Regions from separate parts of the Homo sapiens genome. Here region 2 is linked to region 1. The links are chromatin loops, found by intact Hi-C in ENCODE. Cell type or tissue: dorsolateral prefrontal cortex. All regions are shown on one strand. Links, peaks and the distances in the headings refer to the core of each region. The heading gives the core; the rest is flanking DNA. Region 1 overlaps DYM (dymeclin). Region 2 overlaps DYM (dymeclin).

Region 1 (12,257 bases), core at 2,133-10,132:
CAGTCGGCCCCTACTGGGAGGTGCCTCCCAGTTAGGCTACTCAGGGGTCAGGGACCCACTTGAGGAGGCAGTCTGTCCATTCTCAGATCTCAAACTCCGTGCTGGGAGAACCACTACTCTCTTCAAAGCTGTCAGACATGGACATTTAAGTCTGCAGAACTTTCTGCTGCCTTTTGTTCAGCTGTGCCCTGCCCCCATTGGTGGAGTCTACAGAGGCAGGCAGTTCTCCTTGAGCTGCGGTTTGGGCTTCCCGGCTGCTTTGTTTAGGTACTCAAGCCTCAGCAATGGCAGGTGCCCCTCCCCCAGCCTCGCTGCCACCTTGTAGTTTGATCTCAGACTGCTGTGCTAGCAGTGAGCAAGGCTCCGTGGGTGTGGGACCCTCCGAGCCAGGCGTGGGATATAATCTCCTGATGTGCCGTTTGCTAAGATTGTTGGAAAAGGGCAGTATTAGGGTGGGAGTGACCTGATTTTCCAGGTGCTGTCTGTCACGGCTTCCCTTGGCTAGGAAAGGGAATTCCTTGCACTTCCCTGGTGAGGTGATGCCTTGCCCTGCTTCGGTTCACGGTCCACAGGCTGCACCCACTGTCCTGCACCCACTGTCTGACAAGCCCCAGTGAGATGAACCAGGTACCTCAGTTGGAAATGCAGAAATCACCCGTCTTCTGTGTTGCTCATGCTGGGAGCTGTAGACTGGAGTTGTTTCTATTCAGCCATCTTGGAACCTCCCCCCAAATTTTAATTTTTAACTTTATTGTATACAATTGGATTGGGCCTTAGAAGTTTACCTTAGTTTAAGCCAGGTGTGGTGGCTCTTGCCTGTAATCCAAACACCTTGGGAGACCGAGGCAGGTGGATCACCTGAATTCAGCAGTTCAAGACCAGCCTGGTCAACGTGGTGAAACCCTATCTCTACTAAAAATACAAAAAATTAGCCAGGCGTGGTGGCGGGCGCCTGTAATCCCAGCTACTCGGGAGGCTGAAGCAGGAGAGTCACTTGAACCCGCGCGGCAGAGCTTGTGGGGAGCTGAGATCGCGCCATTGCACTCCAGCCTGGGCGACAAGAGCAAGACTCCATCTCAAAAAAAAAAAAAAAAAAACGAATTTTAACTTAGTTTATAATTAATCTGATGGCTTGGATTAGATGTATTTTATATTGAAGTGGTTACTTATTCTTGCTTCTGAGATCCTTGGAAAATTAAAGGTGGCTGTGGATTGGTGAGAAAGGTCATACTGGGGATGAGCTATAGCATCAACAACTTTTGAAATCATTTCCTTAATCCTTGCAGAATTATCACTGAGTACTGCTGCTCATGTGATAGTGATACGACTTAGAGGAAAAGAGGGCGAAATGGAGAGCATGATTTATTGTCCAAAATAATTTTTCTTTTCACTTATGTAAATTCTAAAGTAATTTATAAAGCTATTCCAAATTATAGTATATGGTTTTTACATTGAAATATACTAAAGTAGACTTAACTAAATAGAGATATGTACCATGTTTAAGGAATAAGGAGACTATTGTAAAAATGTCACTTCTTTTCAAATTGACCTATAGATTGAAGACAATTTGAATTAAAATTCTGAAAGCCTTGTTTTGGAAGATTGGGGGATCTTGATAAGTTTATTCTGAAATGTGTATGAAAAAGTATAATGAACAAGAATAACTAAAATACTTAAGAATAAGAATAAATGTATGTGTATGTACTTGATTTATGTGGAGCTGGCATTTCAGTGGGGAAAAAGATGAACTTCTTAAAAAATAGTGACGGGAATAATTTGTTAGCCATTTTTGTCGACCTGTGCCAGTGCCTCACAGTTTAAGTTATTATGGCTTTATAGTTTGTTTTGTTAATTATTATTTTTACTCAAATTTTATTTTATTTTATTTTATTTTTTTAATTTTTGAGACAGAGTCTTGCTCTGTCGCCCAGGCTGGAGTGCAGTGGTGCAATCTCAGCTCACTGCGACCTCCGCCTCCCAGGTTCAAGCAATTCCCTGCCTCAGGCTTCCGAGTAGCTGGGATTACAGGTGCCTGCCATCACGCCTGGCTAATTTTTGTAGTTTAGTAGAGGTGGAGTTTCATCATCTTGGCCAGGCTGGTCTTGAACTCCTGACCTCCTGATCCACCTGCCTTGACCTCCCAAAGTGCTGGTATTACAGGCGTGAGCCACTGCGCCTGGCCACCATTCTCTTTTCTTAAATCACCCAGGTGATTTAAGAGAAACGTATAAAGGGATCTTAGAAAGTGAAAAAACTGTAAAGTAAATAAACTGCATTGTAAATCTGTGAGAGTATATTTATAAAGGTTTCTTCCCACCCCCACCGCCACAAGTGAGTTTACATGATAGAGGTTTCATTTGTGGTGTTGCATATACTTTTGGTCTGTCACTTTCTCTTTGGCACTGCCCTGCTCCTCACTGATGGTATTTGATATTTGACCTTGGGACTGAGTAGGCTTTGAGGTAGCAGGTGCCCCCTTGTTGACAGAGTCAGGGGCCAAAATTACCTAGTTCATGAATTATTCAGGGCTAAGATGAATCTCAGTAGAGGAGACTCTGAATCTAGATAATTCTGAGATTGTTCACTCTTGGAATTCGTTAGATACATATGTGCCGTCTTCAAGTAAAGTCCATTTTTGTAGCCAAAAATCGATGTTTGCTGCAATTTTTAGAAATACTAATAAGGCCTTTAGGACGAATCTAATCCTTCCTTACTATTAACTGTTTTTAGCATCAGAGTAATCAGATTTTGTAAGAGTTTCCAGGTGTGGTTCTAAAATCTTTCTTAAATTATTTAATAGTTTTTATTTTTTCACCCTGTTAAAATTAGTTGTGCAGCAAAGATCTGAAACAAAATGAAGAATAATTAAAGACTAAAGGTTAATAATATACACTGTTTTTTTCCTAAATATTTTAAACTACTTATATGACTGATTTTATACATGTTTCTAAACTACATAATAGCAACAAAAATGAAAAACAGACCTGTACTTATTATTTTTTGGTTCATAGGCATCTGAGGCTATGGTGTGTGTGAACATAATCGTGTGTCATGCTTATCATTGAGAACTGCTGGACCAGATGACTTATCTCTGAGTATCAAACTGTTATTCATTTATTTGTTTCTCAGGCTATAATAGTTAGCTGGATATATGATGTCTCTTGTCCTTAAAGGCTTATAATCTTTTTTTTTTTTTTTTTTTCAGACAGAGTTTCACTCTTGTTGCCCAGGCTGGAGTGCAATGGCATGATCTCGGCTCACCACAACCTCTGCCTCCCGGGATTAAGTGATTCTCCTGCCTCAGCCTCCCCAGTAGCTGGGATTACAGGCATGTGCCACCATGCCCGGTTAATTTTGTATTTTTGGTAGAGATGGGGTTTCTCCATGTTGGTCAGGCTGGTCTTGAACTCTCGACCTCAGGTGATTCGCTTGCCTCGGCCTCCCAAAGTGCTGAGATTACACGCCCAGCCAGAGCTTATAATCTTATCTGTAAATCAGCAAACAAGTATGGTGAAATATGATAAAGGGTGTTATAGAAGAATTGCATTTTATGCATATGCAAACAAATATGCACATATATCCCTTCTCTTTTTTTGATAAATAATAGCATGTATATTATACACACTTTTTCACTTTGTGCTTTTTTTCATCAGTTATATCTTGAAGAGCCTTCTATATATTAACTTCCTCACTCTTTTTAATGGGGGGGCATATATACCAAAATTAATTGGATTTACCATTTGGGTTTTACCATTTGGATTGCTTCCAGTGTTTTGTTATTACATATAATGTAGCAGTGAATAGCCTTATACAAGCTGGGAACGGTGGTTCATCCCTGTATTCCCAGCATTTTGAGAGGCTGAGGCAGGAGGATCTTTTGAGACTAAGAGTTTGAGACCAGCCTGGGCAACATGGCGAGACCCCCATCTCTACAAAAAATAAAAAAATTAGCTGAGCTCGGTGGCTTATGCTTGTAGTCCCAACTACTTGGGAGGCTGAGTCAGGAGGATTCCTTGAGCCCAGGAGTTCAAGGTTGTAGTGACTATGGTCAGGCCAATGCTTTCGCCAGCCTGGGCAACAGAACAAGACCCTGTCTCAAACAACACCACCACCAACACCACCGCTACCACCTTATACATATGGGTAGAAGTGACTTCTTGTACTATAAAGGAAACGTGGCCAGATGACTTCTAGTAATGCTTCCAGTTTGTGTTGAGAGGAATGGGAATCAAGTGTAATAGGTTGGGAATGTAGAAATTGCTTCCCAACATAGTTCATGATGCTTCAGGGTAAATTGATAAGGCTGCTTGGGTCTAGAGTGGTCTGGGGCTCTGAAGGGTGTAGGGGCTCTAACTATGAAAGGCTGAACTGGGAAATAAAAATATGTCCACCTGTTACCTATTTTTGGCACACTTGTTAGAAAGCTGAGGATTAGAAGTAGGGTCCCTTGTAGGCTCTTGTTGAGTGGATTTGGAGAAAACATTGTTTCAGAGACATTATTTTTTTAAGTAGGGTGAGTAGGTGGAAAGTGCAGGAAGAAAAACTAGGGCAGGAAAACAAAATCTGAGACATCTGCAGCAATATACCTGTGATGTGCTGAAGGTCTGAATTTCTATTACTGTGTAGGAAATGGAAAGTCCTACATCTCAGTAAGTGTGTGTAACCAGCTAACAGCAGTATAGAGAATAATATCTTTAAAAAGTTCTTTTGTTTTAAATTAACACCTGATTTGAGTGTTAATACTTAATGAGCTTAGAGTTCCAGATTTGAGAGCAGCTCTGAGCAGTATAGCAGCAGCCTGAATACTCTTCTCCAGAGGAATTGTTTTGCTAAAAGGTGCAGTGACTTTGGGTGAAGTGTGAAGAATGGAGACCATGTAGCATGGCAGGGGGAACATGGATTTTGGAGCCAAACTGACCTTGCCTGAGCTCCACAACTGACTAGTTTGTGAATTCAGGAAAGCTGCTTAATCTCACTGAACCTGTTGTTGCTTTTGTAAAATGGAAATAATAACCCCTACCATGTAGATTCATAGGGATGATGAAACACTATCATGCATGTAAAGTGTCTGACTTTGCTCTTCTTTCAAGGAGTAATTACCTATTAGTTTACAAAGACCTAGGACTCTGTCTTGAGAGTTAGTCTAAAATATTTGAGGAATGAAAATAAGCAGCAGAAATTTAACCAATTTTCTGATGACCGCTTTATCTTGATGATTGAAAGTCCTGTGCCTCTTTTGAACTAATTGTTCTGCTGTTTTAAAAATTAAGCCAGACAGTGATTATAGTAATAGTCATCTTTGTGTATAAGCAATCTACCTTTTTTTTTTTTTTTTGAGTCAGAGTTTCGCTCTTGTTGCCCAGGCTGGAGTACAGTGGCACGACCTTGGCTCACTGCAGCCTCTGCCTCCCAGGTTCAAGTGATTCTCCTGCCTCACCCTCCCAAGTAGCTGGGATTACAGGCACATGCCACCATGCCTGGCTAGTTTTATATTTTTAGTAGAGACAGGGTTTCACCATGTTGGTCAGGCTGGTCTCGAACTCCTGGCCTCAAGCAATCCACCCACATCAGCCTCCAAAAGTGCTGGGATTACAGGCATGAGCCACCATGCCCAGCCACACCCTACTTTTTATAAAGGCTACTTTTCAGAAAACTTTACTGTGTTACAGAAATTGTATTATGTGTACTGAGCACTAGATGGTGCTCATATAAGGCAAAAAGGGCAGCTCTTGGCACAGTCACTTAAAACTAATTTTTCTAAGTACCAAAGTAATGCATGTTCATTTTTAATACTTTAAATACAGAAAAGCACCAGGAAGGCAAAAAAAAAAAAAGATAAAAATAATAACAACCAAGAGTAACTTGTTAACATTATGGTGTATATCGTTTTAATTCTCTCTCATTTTTAAAATTTTTTTAATTTTTTTTTTTTTTTTTTTTTGAGAGACCCAGTCTCACTCTGTCTCCCAGACTGTAGTGCAGTGGTGTGATCTCAGCTTACTGCAACCTCCACCTCCTGGGTTCAAGCAATTCTTCTGCCTCAGGCTCCTGAGTAGCTGGGACTACAGGTGTGTGCCATGCTCGGCTAATTTTTGTATTTTTGGTAGAGACAGGGTTTTGCCATGTTGGCCTGGCTGGTCTCAAACTCCTGACTTCAGGTTGAAGCAGGAGAATCGCTTGAGCCCTGGAAACAGAGGTTTCAGTGAGCTGAGGTCATGCCACTGTACTCCAGCCTGGGAGACAGAAAGAAACTCCACATCAAAAAAAAAGGAAGTATTTTTTTGATTAATATACCTAAAAAAATAGTTATGGAATGTCTTCTAGTTGCTAGGGACTGTTTTTAAGGACTAAAAACATGAGTGACAAAGTCCCTGCTCTCATGCAGTTTATATGTTACTAGAGGAGATGAGCGATAAACAAGTGAACAAATAAATATGTTAAGTCATTTCTGGAAGTGTCAAGTGTAAGGAAGAAAAGCGAAGCGGAGTGAGGTGATGGAGAGCAATAGCTTTAGGAGATTTCTTTAGCCAGAGAGTCTCTGGGAAAGCAGCATTTGAGCAGAGACATTATGATGCCAGGGAGTGAGCCATGCATGTTTTGTGGAGAGTATTCCAGGTAGAGGGGCAGCGAGTGTAAAGAGGCTGAAGTGGAAGTAAGTTCTGCTTGTTAGAAGAGCAGCAAAAGGCCCGTGTAGCAGAACAGCCAACACGAAACAAATAACATAAGGACTTGGCTGTGTGAAAGATCTTATAAGTTGTATGGTATTCCAGAGATGAGCCTGTTTCATTATCACTATTTGGGAATTGAGTCTAGTCTGCTATAATTTACTAACTATCCTATAATATGGAAAGATTTTATTCATGTTTTTTTTATTGTGGTAAAATAAACATAAAATTTACCTTTTCAACCATTTTTTAAATTATTGTTTTTTCGTCTGGTCCTCTTGACTCTTGTAACCTTTTCAACCATTTTTAATTGTACAGTTTAAAGTACATTCACAGGGTTGTGCAACCATCCCCACCATCCCTTTCCAGAATATTTTCATCACCTCAGATAGAAATGCTATACCTATTAAACAATAACTTCCCATCCTCTCCCTCCAGTTTCTGGTCACCTCTATTTTTACTTTCTGTCTCTATGAATTTGACTACTCTGGGTATTGTCATATAAGTGGAATCATACAATATTTGTCTTTTTGTGACTGGCTTATTTCATGTAGCATAATGCTTTCTTTCTTTCTTTCTTTCTTTTTTGAGACAGAGTCTCTCTCTGTTGTCCAGGCTGGAGTGCAGTGGCGTGATTTTGGCTCAATGTAACCTCCGCCTCCTGGGTTCAAGTTGTCCTCCCGCCTCAGCCTCCCAAGTAGTTGGGATTACAAGTGTGCACCACCATGCCCGCTAATTTTTGTATTTTTTAGTGGAGACGGGGTTTCACCATGTTGGCCAGGCTAGTCTTGAACTCCTGACCTCAAGTGATCTGCCTGCCTTGGCCTCCCAAAGTGCTGGGATTATAGGCTTGAGCCACTGTGCCTGGCCTAGTATAATGCCTTCAAAGTTCATAATCCATGATGTAATTTCCTTCCTTAAGTCTGACTAATTACCCATTGTAGTTATATACCACATCATATAATGTTTTCTAAACTTCAGTTTGCTGTACTCTTATCCTTTTAAAGGGCTTCCATTTCTCTTTAGCATTGTTAGTTTCCACTTGTCACTTTGACTTTTCTTTCAGGGATTTTTCTTACATGATAAAAAATTTAATTCTACTGAGATAAATGATAAAATAGAATGATAAAATGATATAATGATAATATAATTCTGCTAAAAGGATTCGCTAACGTAAGCATCATTGTTACTTTACCAGTTATTTATTGAGCTCACTGTTTGTCAGATGCTGGACCCATTGCTGTAGACACCTCCATTTTTTTAGTTCTGTTATTGTTATTCAAGTCTATTATTCCCACGTGTGAGAGAACTGAGGCCTAGGAAGGTTGTCTAAAGCCACACAGTGAGTAGCAAGTAAGGACCAGATTTAATTTAAACCAGGTTTATTTGTCTAAGTCCAGAGAGGAATTCCGTTGACCATCATGCCACACTGTCTCCTTGGGAAGCACAGGCTAATCTGAGACCCAGTTTCATGTAAGTACTAAAGAGCTGCAGCATTAAATCGTATGGTAATCTTTGAGAGTAGAACCACCAGATTATATGTTCACATTTTCAAGCATTTTTCAAAGCTGCAGATCATAATCAGAGGAATCTTGAGTGCCATCATTTACAGTGATCACACAAGCTGATGGGTAATCTGTTTAGTATTTTCACCTTGCCTTGAGTAGAGTGTATCTTCTCTCTTTTTAAGCAGAGCTGCCTGAATGATCCTTTGTCAAAGTTTCTTAGTCTGTTTCCTCAGTTGACACACAGGAAGAGAGACTTTTGTTTAATTAGGTCACGTTTTTAACTGACAGAAGCAAGTGATTGTAAAATTACTTTCTTCTTTGAATCTTTGATGCCTGTCTCTGTTTCTATATTTTTAGGCTCTTTGGCACACTTTATGTTCAATTTTATTAGAACTTTTCAAGTTGAAAAATCTGCTCTGTTGTAGAGGTGGGCCTGGGATCGCTGCTAAACCATCTTCTAAATTCTGTTTTAACTTTTTCTTTGTAGGTTTGCTTGGTTGGTGACCAAAATAATGTACTAGGCTGTTTTACTCAGGGAATAAATAATTTGAGACTTTTCTTGGCATCTTATTATATTTTTCAAATTGAGGGACCACAAGAAGTTCAGTTTTTACATCTTGAGTCAAAACCTTTATTTCCCATTCTTTCATTTATACCTTTCTATGCAAAAATCATTTTAGAAGATGCTTAAGTTTTCCCAGGATTAATCAGTCCCTTAAACTAAAAGCTTAAATGGGGGAAATATATCCTTTAAAGCATTAAAGTAAAGGGACATGTAAGTTTTACTGCAGGTGCACCCTTGATTCCTCTTCTTTCTCACTGTGTTGGTTGGAATTTTTTTTTTTTTTTTTTTAAGTCAATGTTTTTCTCTTTCTTGGGAAAATAAACACCGTATTATCTAGCATAGTAGTTGCTGACATTTTGACATTTTAATAGTTATATTTCCTTTCATTTTGGCAGTTGAATGACAGCATATACGATTGTCTGTGAATCACATGAATGTAAACACCTTTTTGGTTCTGCATGGGTGCGTTAAAAATTGCTATAATTTATATGCAGTTTTTGTCCTTTGACTTTTTCCTATTAATAGGTCCTCTTAAAACATTAACCTTCCCACAGTTTAACCACTGAATTGGCTGATTCTTGTTAGTTTTGTGAATGATTTCTGTAATTCTCTTTGCTAAGGTAAGGGGGAAAATGTCTTCAGAAGTGCTTCTGTCCTTTCCTGAATCGTTACTTGTTGATTTTTTCAGGTTATATCTTTGACTAACATTATATATTTATCAGAATTTGTATGTTGTTGGCTGAAATTGACATCATTAATATAAAATGTCAGTTTTGAAAGAATTTTATGGCGGAACTTTCAGCTGAAGGGACTAAGGATTTTCAGTGTTTATGTTATGAAACTTACAGTTTGATTGTTCAGCAAACCTGTGTTCAGAGGTCTGTTATAACTTCTCCCCCAACAATTTTTTTGCCTATCTGCTTTTCTTAAAAATATTTGAGCTATTAATTTCTCACTTTTCATTATTGAGATTCATATATGAGAACGGTGTGCCTAAAAGTAAAATAAAACCAGTCTAAATTACAGAAAACTGTGAAGTAGGGAATACTTAATTTAAAATTTTAGCTTCCCGACCACACTATAGTTTATGATTTCATAGCAGTTACAAGAAAGTCGTCTATCATCTTACCATTTTCCTTATTAGATTTAAAATTTTGTTTTCTTCCAATTCTTTATAATTCACATAATTTTTGCATGATTGGAATTATAATGTAGATATACTTTTTATAATAATTTATGTGTGACACAACTTCTTTTAGGAATATATAGAAATTCCAACTAGTTGCTGGAGTGTTTCTAGGTTGATATTATGTGGGTTTGCCTTAAGAGTATCTCATTTAATATTATTCATATTGAAAGAGTATTAATCTGGAAGTTAAATATGTTTATTCTTATACCGTGACATTGGACAAGTTACTCTGCTTCTCTATTTCTGTCACTTGTAAAGTGAGGATACTCCCATTTCCTCGGTCAACTTCTCAGGGTTTTTAAAAGAAATCAAATGAAATAATAAAGGTGAAAGAACTTTGAATAGTGTATATAGGCCTGTACAAAATGCAAGTTATTTCAGCAAATTTATTTGCATATGGACAATAATATGCTAACATCTTTAAACACATTTCTTTTGTAGAAGGTTAAATAATACTTTTTCTAAATCCCCTCTCCCTTGTCAAAATGATTTCTTTAAAGTATAACACAAAAGTCAGTTTCAACTCAATTTGTTTAATTTTAATTTTAATTTTAATTTTTTTGAGACAGGGTTTTGCTGTATTGGCCAGGCTGGAGGGCAGCTCATTGCAGCCTCCACCTCCAGGGCTCAAGGAGCAGCTGGGACTACAGGCACTCTACCATGCCCAGCTAATTTTTTTTTTTTTTTTGGTAGAGAAAAGGTCTCACTATGTTGTCCAGGCTTCAACTCAATTTTAGACAAACAGCCCCCAATCCTGAATTAGTAAATTTCAGATCAGTGAAGTCTGCTAAATGTATATAATAAGACTTTTTTTTTTTTTGAGGTTGTGGTGTTATTATACAACCAATTGGTAAGCTTTTCTTCTAAGAGTATATATTATTCAACTTCTTATTTTTTTTTAACCTTAATCCCTGAGGACCAACACCATGGCCTGGCAGTGTCCATTGGTACCTCTTATAATACTTAAAAATCCAGTGACTGGGTACTGTGGCTTATGCCTGTAATCCCAGTACTTTGGGGGTCAAGGCAGGAGGATTGTTTGAGGCCAGGAGTTCTAGACTAGCCTGGGCAACATAATGAGACTCCATTGCTACAAAAAAAAATTTGCTGGGCATGGTGGCACACACCTGTAGTCTTGGCTACTCGGGAGGCTGAGGTGGGAGGATTGCTTGAGCCCAGGAGTTCTAAGCGGCAGTGAGCTGGGATCATGACACTGTAATCCAGCCTTGGGAATGCATCGAGACCCTGTCTCTAAAACACACACACACAAAATCCAAAGTGTTCAGATGAAGAAGAAAGAGACAGATGAGTTAGTAGAAAAGCAGATTGAGATGACAAAGGAAAAAAGTGTTGGATGATAGAAACCACTAAAGAGGCACAAATCGTTTCTTTAGGTACTACGTATAGGCTCCACGACCTAAGTCACAGAACATCAGCTGAGTTAGCTTAAGTGTGCTGCTTCTGTTGACCCCAGTTGTGAGTATTTCACTTGCAAACTGTAGCCTGCCTGACCTGCTACACCAATTGACCAACATATTGTAAATACCTCTTGCATATTTTCATATGTGACAATTATCAGGACTAGGTATTTAGTTTATTAGATGGTCCATGTTATATATTTATTTTTATTGTGGAAACTTGAATTCTTGAACTACAGGCTTCATATGAAAGAGGCTTTTTTTCCCTACCAACAAATATTTTTTCCTTATTAATTTGCCAGGATGGGAAAACTAATTGACATCCAACAGTGGTACTCTGTTGATGAATGAAGGGATACATGCTTTAACACCAAGCTCTGGTCTTTTTATTCCATCATTCATGAGCTGTGGTGGGGTCTCCCCTGAGTTGTGGTGGAGAGCAGATCTACCATCAAGGCCATGGTTGTTTCTCTTCCATCACCTCCTGAATTGTGGCTCATGACATTTGGAAGCATTTTCTGCTTAAGCAGCAATATAGTCAATCATGTGTCTTTATAATGAACAAATATAATCCAGAATTTTTTATTTAATATTTGCTAAGTTTTTTTCTTTTTTTTCTTTTTTTTTTTTTTTTGAGACAGAGTCTCACTCTGTCACCCAGACTAGAGTGCAGTGGTGCAATCTCGGCTCACTGCAACCTCCACCTCCCAGGTTCAAGTGATTCTCCTGCCTCAGCCTCCTGAGTAGCTGGGACTACAAGTGTGAGCCACCATGCTCGGCTAATTTTTGTATTTTTAGTAGAGACGGGGTTTCGCTATGTTGGCAGGCTGGTCCTGAACTCCTGACCTCAGGTGATCCACCTGCCTCGGCCTCCCAGGGTGCTGGGATTGCAAGTGTGAACCACTGTGCCCA
Region 2 (12,257 bases), core at 2,273-10,272, 160 kb after region 1:
TTTTTAAATAGCCAAAGTCTCGCTATGTTGCCCAGGCTGGTCTTGAATTGGTTTTGAACTCTTGTCCTGAAGTGATCCTCCCACTTTGGCCTCCCAAAGTGTTGGGATTACAGGCGTGAGCCCCTACTCCCAGCCCATTTTCAGTTATTTTCCTCCGTGGGGCTATTGCAGATACACATTCATGTTTTTTATCTGAAACCCTAGGAGCCAGCTATGTTTTAGAAAGCAGAAGTTTTTGGATTTTAGAAAGATAATTATAGTTTATATACTCTACTATGTGTAACCATTAGGGCCTTAAGTAGCATGCTGTAATTAAACGTTATATTTCTGTAGCAAAATATTTCAATATTCACCATGGAGGGAATAATGAAGACTGTCAGGAACATCATCATTTTTTGTGTTGTGGAAAAAACTTTGAATTTTCAGTGCTTTATGGATTTAGGAATTAGAAAAAAGAGATAGTGGATCTGAACTTTCTAAAATCAGTGACAACTGAGTTTACATTTGCTTCTATTAATAGTTAACCTTGGTTAAAATATAGAGAAGACTTGATTGTATGTTTTACACCCGCTGTTTCCTCACAGGACAAGTACCTTCACACAAATTGTTTGGCAGCTTTAGCAAATATGTCGGCACAGTTTCGTTCTCTCCATCAGTATGCTGCCCAGAGGATCATCAGGTAAATATGAACTTTAAAAGAAATACTGATTTGCCTCTGGCTGAGCTATTAAGATGGATACTATGGTGGTTCCTTTTTAAATGTTACCTGTGAGGACTATCAAATTTTCCTACTTAATTTTTATCACCTTCTTGTTTGGTTGAAAATAGCTCGTTCCATTTTGTTTTCTAACCTAACTTTTTGATCAAAGTTAATTGTATTTACATTCAATCTTTTTATAAAATGTAATTTTAAGTGTAATGTTAGTTTTTTAGAGGAGCAGGTATATTTCTTAGTAATGCAAATTAAATATGAATGTATTTGATGCGCATTTTATAGAGCATCACACTACACTTTTAAGGATTTATCTGTGTGCGTTTTAGAGAATTTTTATAGCAGTTCACCCGTGTATTAGTTTCCTATTGTTGCCATAACAAATTACCAAAAATTAGTGGCTGAAAGCGCAAACTGGTCATTTTAAAATTCTCTAGTTTAGAAGTCCACTGTGGGTCTCACTAGGCTAAAATTGAAACAGAGCTGCATTTCTGTCTGGAGGCTGTAAAGGAGAATCTGTTTCCATGCCTCTTCTAGGTGTTGGAGGCTGCCTGCATTCCTTGGCTCATGGCCCCTTCCTCTGTTATCAAAGCCAGCAACAGTAGATTGTTGAGTCCTTCTCATACCTCATCACTCTGACCTCCTCTTGTGGTTCCCTCTTCCATGTTGAGGACTCTTGTGATTTCCTGGACCCTTCCTGATCCAGGATTATCTTCCATCTCAAAGTCAGAATCATAATCACAAGGTCGCTTTTGCCATGTAAGGTAACATTCATAAGTCCAGGGGATTAGGACATGGACATTTTTGAGGGAGCCATTATTCTGTCTGCCAGAAACCCTTGTCTCTTCCCCACCCATTGCCAAAGACATGACTTTTTTTTTTTTTTTTTTTTTGAGATGGAGTCTCGCTCTGTCACCCAGGATGGAGTGCCGTGGTGCGATCTCAGCTCACTGCAAGCTCCACCTCCTGGGTTCACGTCATTCTCCTGCCTCAGCCTCCCGAGTAGCTGGGACTACAGGTGCCCGCCACCACACCCGGCTAATTTTTTTTTGTATTTTTAGTAGAGATGGGGTTTCACCCTGTAAAGACATGACTTTGAAGGATAGGAAAGCTAACTAACCAGTCATAAGTGAATATCATTGCAGGGCTTTTTAGCATATGGGGGTACTTTTTTGACTTCCTGTAGGATGTTCAGTGTTGTCCAAGTAGGTCTCAAATAGAACCCCAGTGAAGTCATATTGTTTCCTTTAATTCTTACTTTTGGGGCAATGCAGGGTTTCTCTTCTTCTTTTTTTTTTTTTTTTGAGACAGAGTCTCACTCTGTCACCCAGGCTGGAGTGCAGTGGTGTGATCTTGGCTCGCTGCAACCTCCACCTCCTGGGTTCAAGTGATTCTCCTGCCTCAGCCTCCTGGGTAACTGGAATTACAGGCACACGCCACCACGCCTGGCTAATTTTTGTATTTTTAGTAGAGACAGGGTTTCACCATGTTGGTCAGGTTGGTCTCAAACTCCTAACCTCATGATCCGCCCACCTTGCCTCCCAAAGTGCTGGGATTACAGGCATGAGCCACTGCGCCCAGGCTTTTCTTGTTTTTTTAAAGACAGGGTTTCACTCTGTCAACCAGGCTGGAGTGCAGTGGAGCAACCACAGCTCACTGAAAGCTCAAACTCCTGGGCTCAAGGGATCCTCCTGCCTCAGTCTGGGCATGTGGTTTTGACCATTCAGTTTTGTTTAGCAGTCATTGGTGGTGATAACAACTCCGTATCACTTTTAAATGCTGATCTCACATTCTCTTCATTGGTTAGCCATTGATTGACCTGGGCTCATTTTTAACTTACTCAAAATTAAGTTGTCTGTTTATCTTCAGAATTTAGTACAGGATATTTTGCATTGACTCACTATTTAATTTATGTCTGGTCTTAATACATTCTATTAGATTGTTTTTTGGGTTTGTACTTGAGAGATCATCTAGTTGACTGACATTGGAATAATGTGAACTTCACGATTTAAAATAAACATAGCAGTCTCCTCCTACCTTGGAGTTTTTCAGGTATTCTGAAGAGCCTTTAGTTTCCAGGAGTTAACCTTTGTCACCATGCTTTATTTCACCATAACAGAGTTAATGATTTCTGTGCTGCTTTGTAGGCTGTTTTTCTGTTTATGTGCAGTTTTATAATGGTTTCATGAAGATTTCATTACACAATTAACTTTTCTCAAATGATAAATGAACATTTAGCTTGTTTGATATGAAAATGCCAAATTAGCTGGTTGATAATTTAAGTTCTGATAAAATACATTTAGCACGATTAAATGTTTTTGAGATGCAAACAATTTTTTAGTTGGGAAAAATGCATATAAAAACACTGTGTCCAAGTTTTAATCTGTGATGGCAAAAGTAGAAAATAAACCAATCATATTTGAAGAAATAAGAAACATAGTTTAGATTTGTGATTTGAGAGCATTTAGATTGTTTATCATCAATAATGAGTAGTGCTTTACTTCATTTTAATAGATTGTTAGTTAGCATAATATGAATAACGAACTATGTTAAGCAATGCAAGAAGTATCAAAATAAATAATAAAGTTTCCTGACCTCAAGCAGCTTGCATTTCAGTAGCAGGAATAAGACCAGGACCCATCTATGTGTGTATATATATATATATATATATATATATATATATATATATATATATGATACAAGGATCTTTTATACAGCAGAATGTTATATGAAATATATATTATTATATCTTAATATTACAATGAAAGAAAAATTGCTATGGAGGGGGTGAATGGCTGGTTCCAAGAATGGCAAGAAGGCTTCTCATTGAAAGATTAAGCAGGGTGGCTACAGAAAGATGACATGATAGATAAGAGAAACTGGCCTGATACAGCAATCATCAACTACAACAAACCAAAGCAAAACAAGAGAGGGACTATGGTGAGAGAGCATGATTTATATGTAGAAAATAACCAGTTTCATGGAACTGGCATGCTGTGGACCTCTATGGGGATCACAGGTGAGAGGCCTGAAAGAAACAGCTGGGGCTATTACTGTGGAGGGGCTTAAGGGTTGGACTCACAGTTTAGAATAATCGAAAGGAATGGAGAGAAAAGAAGGTCTTTTCTTAATAACAACAAAAAAGAAAGTGTGATTGAATGAGTTTTTAAGTGGATTTTGAAGAAAAGAATTTAAGGTAAATTTCTTGAGTCACCTGTTTGAGCAGATGATAGTATCATGGTCTGTTTGTCGCACTGAGGGAAGTGTAGTTCTACCCAGCTCCCACATGCTGCCAGCACTTTTCTTGTTCAAGGACCACATTTGAGTAGCCGGTGCGGACCAGAGCATCGTGTCATGCAGGAGGGAGCTTGTTGGAAGTGCGGAGTGTAGGTGTGGCTTTTGACCTACTGGATCAGAGTCTTCTTTCTAACAAGATCCCCAGATGATTTGTATCCACATTAAAGTTTAGAAAACACTTTTGAGTTTTGGCCTGGAAATCATTATGTATTTCCTGAGAAAATATTTGTCTTGAGCTGGAAATGGGGGCCAGCTTTTTTGTACTTTGAGGAAACTCATTTCCTACTAAATATTTGTGTTTAGGGTATAGAAATGTAAAGTATGATAAGGGATGCATGACAAAAACTGTTTAGATACCCAGAAGGGTTATTACAGCAGTACAACTCAGAATTCACCAGATGCTCTAGTAACCACTTCAAGTGAGAAGTAAGCAGTTTTCATATACATGATTCCTAAATCCTCTTTTAGAAAGAGACTACACAATTTTATATTTGTCAGTTGCAAAACTTAGAAGAGTCAGTATTTCACATGATCTTCAACAAAATGCAAAACAGATAACATGTTACATTGCTATGAAAGGATGTGGATAAATCTTTGAAAAGCCTCCTTAGCTGGACATAAATGTAAGGAATGATTCCTTACAGTACCTAGGCTGTTGCTCATACTTAATGACCATGTGCCTTCTACAGACTCTTGGTGTTCTAGGAGAATCACAGATCTAATTTGAGTTTTGCTTAACTTTGTAAGTCTTTTGGATATGCCATAAGTGTGCATATTTGCTGCGTTCTTTATTTGGGATTATGAGGTTATTGAATTTCAAGACATTTATAAAGAGTAGATTATATGCAAGGCATTGCTTTAGATTAGAAAGATACCATTTACTTCCAGCCCTTAAGACTGTCCCTTATTGTCTCTCATGTCCCTCCACTGGCTGTTTCCTCTGGCTTCTCCTTCACCCTTTGATTAACAGGTAGTTTTCTCTAGTATCTCATTCTGTCTTGTTTTCTTCTGTCTTTACACATTTTCTCTGGGAGATCACATATATGTCTATGACTTTATCTACTGTCATTTGTATACTGAAAATCACCTGATAATGGTTAGGCTTTGTGTCCCCACCCAAAATCTCATCTTGAATTGTAATCCTCATAATCCCCACATGTGAAGGGAGAGAACAGGTGGAAGTAATTAAATCATGGGGGCAGTTTCCCTCATGCTGTTCTCATTCATGATAGTGAGTCTCAAAAGACCTGATGGTTTTACAAGGGGCTCTTCTCCCTTGGCTGTGCCACTCTTCTCCCTGCCACTTTGTGAAGAAGGTGCCGTGCTTCTCCTTCACCTTCCACCATGATGTAAGTTTCCCGAGGCCTCCCCAGCTGTGCTGGACTGTGAGTCAATGAAACCTCTTAACTTTATAAATTACCCAGTCTCAGGCAGTTCTTTTTTTTTTTTTTTTTTTTTTTTTTGAGGCAAGTCTCACTCTGTTGGCCAGGCTGGAGTGCAGTGGCACAATCTCAGCTTACTGCAACCTCCACCTCCCAGGTTCAAGCAACTCTCCTGCCTCAGCCTCCCAAGTAGCTGGGATTACAGGTAGGTGCATGCCACCATGCCTGGCTAATTTTTGTATTTTTACTAGAGATGGGGTTTCAACATGTTGGCAAAGCTGGTCTTGAACTCCTGGCCTCAAGTGATCTGCCCACCTTAGCCTCCCAAAGTGCTGGGATTACAGGTGTGAGCCACTGTGCAAGCCTCGGGCAGTTCTTTATAGCAGCGTGAGAACTGACTATAACACCACCCAAATCTAAATTCATAATCTAGATCTTTCTCCTTCACTGTACTGGCAGACAGTACAATGTAGAGGATAAGCACATAGCCTCTGAAGCCAGACTGCCAGGGTTTGAGATCTCAGCTCCAGAACTTTACTACCTATGGAATCTTGGTGATGATGTTCTTTACCTTCTCTATGCAGCAGTTTCCCATCTGTAAGACGGGAGCGGCAGCAGCTGCTATCTCAAAGGATTATGGTGAGGATGAAGTGCGTTGACATTTGTAACGGCCTCGCACATAATTTGCCCTGAGTAAGCATTAGCTGGCTGAGCACCAACCCCACTAGGTTCACCACCTGGGTATCTCATGCTTACTTCAGACTTTCATTATGTTTAAAACTGAACTCGTTTTCAAACCTACTCTTCCTTTTAAATCCCCTGTCCTAGGTAATGGCCCTCACCACAGTCACCTAAATTGCCAAGCCAGTTCTGTAACTTTTCTCCCTTTCTCTCAAATTCTATCTTACTGGACCCTGAAGTTGTACCTAACTGCCATTGTAATTTGCATGTATATGCTCTTCTCTTTCTCCATGGCTGCTGTCTTGGTTCACATGTGTGTCGTCTTCACCCACACTATGCCAGTAGTCTGACTGGGTCTTTTTGCCTCCCTACTCACCCCTGCACACTGCTGTATTCACTGGAAAAGCAAATCTCATTGCTTCTTTTGCTTAAAAATATTAAATGGCTTCCTATTGCTATCAGGTTAAAAATCTGACCTGTGCTCTTCACTGTGATTTTGCCCCCCAGGGGACATTTGACAATACGTGGAGATTTTATTGTTATTGCCAGAAGTGGGAAAGAGGTTGCTACTGACATCTAGTGGGTAGAGGCCAGAGATGTTGCTAAACATTCTACAATGCACACTACAGACCCCACAAGAAAGCATTACCCAACGCAGAATGGCAGTAGTGTCAAGGCTGAGGATCCCTTTCTTAAAGTGACATAGTCTGGGCCCTGCCCTTTGCCCTTCGTCTTCAATTGCCATTTGCCATATACCCACTGCTTCTGCTTTACTGAATCATTACAGTTCCTTGCTCTTTCACAGCTATATCGCTGAATCTAGATAAATGTGGTCTGGAACTAGAAAAAAGTTGAGGCAGTTCTTTGTGTCACCTCTTTTTTTCTGTAGGTTTTTCTTTTTCAACCAGCTTCCCACCCCTTTATTCCATGTCTTTTATCTTGAACCTGCAGTGGCTTCTTCAACTTGCTGAGGTCTCCCCAGTTCAGCTCCTAGGCCTTTTGTTTGGACCAAGCTGCTGCTAACATAGTTGTTTCATATTCCCCATTCTTCAGATTACAAAGAGAAAGAACCCATTTGGCCCTCTTCATCTCTTCGTAGCAGCCCATGGATCACTGTCAGTTTCTGGCCTAGGGGCTAGTTACTGGGGCTAGAACAGGAAGGAAAGACCCAGGAAAGGAGAAAGCTACATGTTAGAAGATCTGGATATGGTTACCTGGCTTCTTTCAGAAGTAGGTGTGGGAAAGATAGAACTTCCAAGTCTTACCTGTCCAGTGTAGGTACTTACAACATACTGGCCTGGCCTGGAGTTGCAAGTCCTGTTGCTTAAGCAGAGTAATAATTACTGGAGATAAAAGACTTATTTTATATTTCTTTGCATTACTTTACAGAGAGTTGCTCTCTCTAGGCACACAATAGACTTTTAATAAATAGTTAGTGACTGATTCTTAGAAGATGGGCTGGCATCTGGAATTTAAACTTAGTTCTGGCACCCACTATTCTGAGACTTCATGCAAGTTGATTAGCATCTGGCTATATTTTGCAGATGTCTGCTGCCGCTTGAAACTAGTGAAGTTGATGATCTGGTGTCCATAAGATGCTTTAGACAGTGCCAGACTCTATTGAAAGCTTTCTGGGTTTTCACACCTCTTGAGAATAAAGTAATACAAAGTATAGATTAGGTTTTAATTAAAACAATTTTATGAGAGCAATACAGTTATTTCTGATAAAATTTAATCATGCAATTTAAGAACTTTAAAATTCTCAAATCCATGACTTATGCTTTCACTTTTTCTCACAGCCATCAGGAGTGAGTATATACACTTCAGATTTTAAGTGTATGGTTGTGCAACTTCCGTGTAGTAGTCTCAAGCTGGCATTTTATATGAGTTGCCTTTTCCTGCCCTGCACTCATGATGACACATATTTTAATCACCCAGCATTTTTTTGAAGACTACAAAACAGAAGTTGGTTGTTGAACTACGTGGTCAGCTCCTCTATTTTGGGCAAATAAGATCTTTTAGACCATTCAGGCTCATGGAATTAAAGAAAGAAAGACAATTTGCCCCCAGCCTTCATTTAAATAATTCTTTAATAGTAACTTACCCCAACAGGCTTCCTCACTTCTGTTCCCACTGAATTAAGTTTTCATGGGTTTTTTTCTCAAACATGAAAGGGAATATTAATAAGCAAATTGACCTATTTGTTGGGATGAATTTATATTACACACACACACATGCACAATTCAAATATGTAATAACATAATATATGATTATGATAATTTTAGAAATATTGCCTTATTTTTTAAAAAGTCCATTTAATGATAAATTTATACCTGCCATCCTCAGTGTCTCACCACTTATCTCTCTTGTGTTACATTTAAGGCTAGTTGAAGTCTGGAGGTTTAGACAGTCGAGGGTATTGACTCTTCACAGCTGGTAAGTGGCTATCCCAGGTTTGTCCAGATCAAAAGCCTGGCTCACTCCAAGAATGGCAGAATACTCTTTCTGAGAGTGACTCGCTCACCATGGGACCATGGATCCAAACTCCTGGGATTGATCTGGAACAGACAGTTCTCTACAATCTAAGGTAGCCGTGCCCTTGGTGGTCATTCAGTTTGCTTTCCCCTAGCCCTGATTCCACCTGCCTCCCAATCTATCTAAGTACCTAAAGTTATAGTAGCAAAGACAGGAAGGTCTTTTCCACTTTTTTAGAACTGACATGTTTGAGACAGGTATGGATGTGTTCAGGTATTACAATACATGGTATGTGGAAATTATCCTGGAAAAGAGTGATAAGAACTGTGTGTCTTTTAGCCTGAGACAATAATATTTTTTATATCTAATCCTTGATATTAAACTTTATTTTTAATTTAATACTTATGAATGCCTACCACTGCTGAAGTCCTCTTTAAGATATGTTTTTATTGCAGACGAATGCCATTTGTTGTATCTAGAAATTAAGTGTTATAGTTGGTTTTTTTTTTTAAACTTCGATTTTATTTCAACCTCATATTATTGTTAGCACTGTAGTCAGGAAATTATTTCTTTAGGGAAGGAATTATCTGATGGTAAGAATTGTAATGAATGGTTCAGTTCTGTTTCCAAAACCTTGCTGAGTTATTTAACTTATTTTTCATCTCTTGAATGAGATATCATACCTACTTCATTTGAGTGGTGTAAGAGTTAATGATGGCTTGTAAAGTCTTGCATCTCTATTTTCTCTATTATAGTATTATAACATTTTTGAGATATTTTGAATCTAAAAATAAATCTGGATAACATCTCTACAAAAGAATGTATTGGTCTCTGCTAATATTGCAAGATTCTGATTCCCTGCCCAATGGATTTTTGAATTGCCTATATTCCCCAAATATTTTTCTAACAAAGAAAATGAAGATCTCACTGAACATAGATAGAAGTTTTTAATAATTGTTTTATTGTAGATTGGTAGGAGATCTGAGCAATGGCTTGCAGTATAAATACTTCTCTTAAATGTATATGATTTCATTTTTTAAAAGATAGAATTAGCTTGCTCTTGCCCAATGCCCAGGCAATAAAAAGGTTCCAGTTTCTTCATTCCTTTGGTCTTTGCTGATCCTTGTTTGATCTTGGCATAGCAGTAACCAGGAAAGGAAGGAGGAATGTTTGTCTTGAAAATCTGGCTTCCTGTATTTCCTACAGCCAGTGGTACTTTGAAGGCAGCTAAGTTTTTCAGGGAAATCTGGCTTGGTTTGCTTTTTTAGTTTAGTCCTTTCTTAAGGAGTTACATTGAGAACATTTAGACAGCTCCTCTCTGAAAATTTATAAGTTTCCAGTAGAAAATGGTTACCTATTCAAAAAATTGCTAGTATTGTACAACAGGGTGTCTTGGCAGACTTGATGGGACACAAGAAAACTTCATAATTGGTTTAATTTCAGTTTAGACTGCTGGCACATTCAAAATGTCAGCTTTAAAGAAACATGTCATATGTTTATCAGATTGTTTATTTCTTATAAGTAAAGACCTTTGTGGACAAAATTGCCACACAGCAAATTAAACTTTAAAATAACTTCCATAGAGCTTTATTGAATGTCACCATCATGTTACAGAGGTAACTTGGTGTGGTTCAACTTTGTCCTCTTAGCCATGAATTATTAAGCCTCCATTCCTGTTTATTTTTATGAAGGTTGTAAGATTTTTACCTACTTTCAAGCTAACAAGTTTACCTGCTACAGTTTTGTAGATTCTGGTAGGACACCCAAGACTCCTGGGTCAAGGACAAAGGACAGTTTGTTATTGTCCTTTTTTTATATTTTTTATCATAAATTATTACTCGCAGCAGTAGTAGGAGCCAGAATATTCATTTCTTGTGTGGTTCCCATACCCACAGGGCAACATGACAAGGGCCAGGTGACACCTGTAAGTGCAGTGGGTTGCAATACAGGAGCGGAACCCAGAGCTTGGGAATCCCCAGTCTTTTATGATAGCCTTCAAGCACACCTGCCCAACCTTTGCTTTGAAGGGAGACATCTTTAATGTATTTGATAGTAAACTACTCTCTGCTCTAGAGAGAGACACCATCTCTGTCTTCCAAGTCTGTTCACTCTACAAGCATCCACGCAGAGATAGCCCGGAGCACAAGGCTGCTAATGCCTCTGCTTTTAAGATGTGCAAAACATGAGAGAGTGGGGAATTGTCTCCCAACACTCCTTACCTAGTTATGAATTTCTGTTGCCATTGGAAAAACCTGTCACTGTTTCAGTAAGGTAGCCAGTTGATACTGCTCTAGGTTTTATCTCTCAGTTGCTAATGCATTGTATTTAAATATCTTAGAAGAAGCAAAGGATGGAATGGCCTCATTCCTCTTTGCTTTGTACATGTGTCATAATGAACCTCCAACTCAGATGTCAGTGTCATTAACTCCACCTCTAAAGCCTTATTTACAAGTCATAAAATTATAGACTTAGAAGGACCTTTAAAGATCATCTAAGGCAAATTTCCACATTTTACATATGGGAATATTAAAATCTCGAGTTATGTGACCAGTCCAAGTGAACACTGTTGCAGAAGCAGACAAAAAACCAAGTCATCTAGGTTCATAGCCTAGTATTTTTCCCAGAACAGAGAGAAAAGAGGCACGCTTTCTCTCTGTCTTTTACAAAATTGTGATATTTGATATGTTATAAAATGCTAAGGCCAGATAAGAAAAATAGAGTGACTTAATAAAGCATTTTCCTTCTTGATGAATTGCATGTGTTTCATGGACTTTTAAAAAGTACCTTTTCCAAGACAAAGAAACAGTGTTGTGTTAACAGGAGAAATGGGAATAAACAAAGGTAAAAAGATTTAAAGTGGCTCACGTGTCCAATGTAAATACATACTGAATCAGATGTTGCAGAGATAGGACAAACAAGGGAAGAGAGAATGCTTCCTTAGGAGAGACAAGGATAGTTTGGAAAAGCTAGCTTTAAAAAGGTAGGTAGATAACTCCCTATCACAAGTATTGTGAGTTTTCCGAGCATTTACAATTTGTTCATTTGTTCAATGTCCTTCAGTTTCCTCCTTTACAAACTGGGACTACTGTCCTAGGGCCACTGTGAAGACTAAATGAGTTAATACATTTAAAGTGCTTAGAATGGCATCTGCTGAATAGCAGTCACCTATCGGGGGAACCAGCCCCCAATATTTCAATGTAGGTTCTTTTCTATTTTTCCTAAGTGTCGGCTGGTCTGAGAAATAAAGAGAAAGAGCACAAAGAGAAGAATTTTACAGCTGGGCCGCCGGGGTTGACATCACATATCGGCAGGTTCTGTGATACCCACCTGAGCTGCAAAACCAGCAAGTTTTTATTAGGGATTCTAAAAGGGGAGGGGGTGTACGAACAGGGAGTAAGTCACAAAGATCACATGCTTCAAAGGGCAATAAAAGATCACAAGGCAAAGGCAAAATTAGAATTACTGATGAGGGTCTGTGTCCCACTGTGCACACATTGTCTTGATAAACATCTTAACAGGAAATAGGGTTCGAGAGCAGAGAACCAGTCTGATTAGAATTTACCAGGCTGGAATTTCCCAATGCTAGTAAGCCTGAGGGTACTGCAGGAAACCAGGGCGTATTTCAGTCCTTATCTCAACGGCATAAGACAGACATTCCCAGAGTGGCCATCTATATACCTACCCCCAGGAATGCATTCCTTCCCCAGGGT

What was found. A loop is a pair of places that touch in the nucleus more often than their neighbours do. Peaks named below come from ENCODE experiments on the same cell type or tissue, not always from the same donor. Only the 100,000 strongest peaks of a DNase experiment are listed, where the experiment ranks them.
Region 2: a loop joins it to region 1, with 10 times the contacts of the local background. A loop is called at or near these places in 40 of 110 quality-filtered maps.

What each region holds. Positions count from the first base shown.
Region 1 is chr18:49,409,006-49,421,262 of GRCh38, reverse strand. The region is part of intron 2 of DYM (dymeclin); the gene reads left to right. Among named protein-coding and RNA genes, the nearest start is that of DYM, 46 kb to the left of the region's middle. In dorsolateral prefrontal cortex, for the core only: a CTCF peak has its summit at 5,701 (motif pointing right); no DNase peak of the experiment used is centred there; H3K27ac peaks cover 728 bases.
Region 2 is chr18:49,245,432-49,257,688 of GRCh38, reverse strand. DYM (dymeclin) reads left to right here. Exons shown (of 18, transcript NM_001353214.3): 13 at 585-679. Among named protein-coding and RNA genes, the nearest start is that of MIR4744, 200 kb to the right of the region's middle. RefSeq lists an enhancer at 6,561-6,740. In dorsolateral prefrontal cortex, for the core only: a CTCF peak has its summit at 6,643 (motif pointing left); no DNase peak of the experiment used is centred there.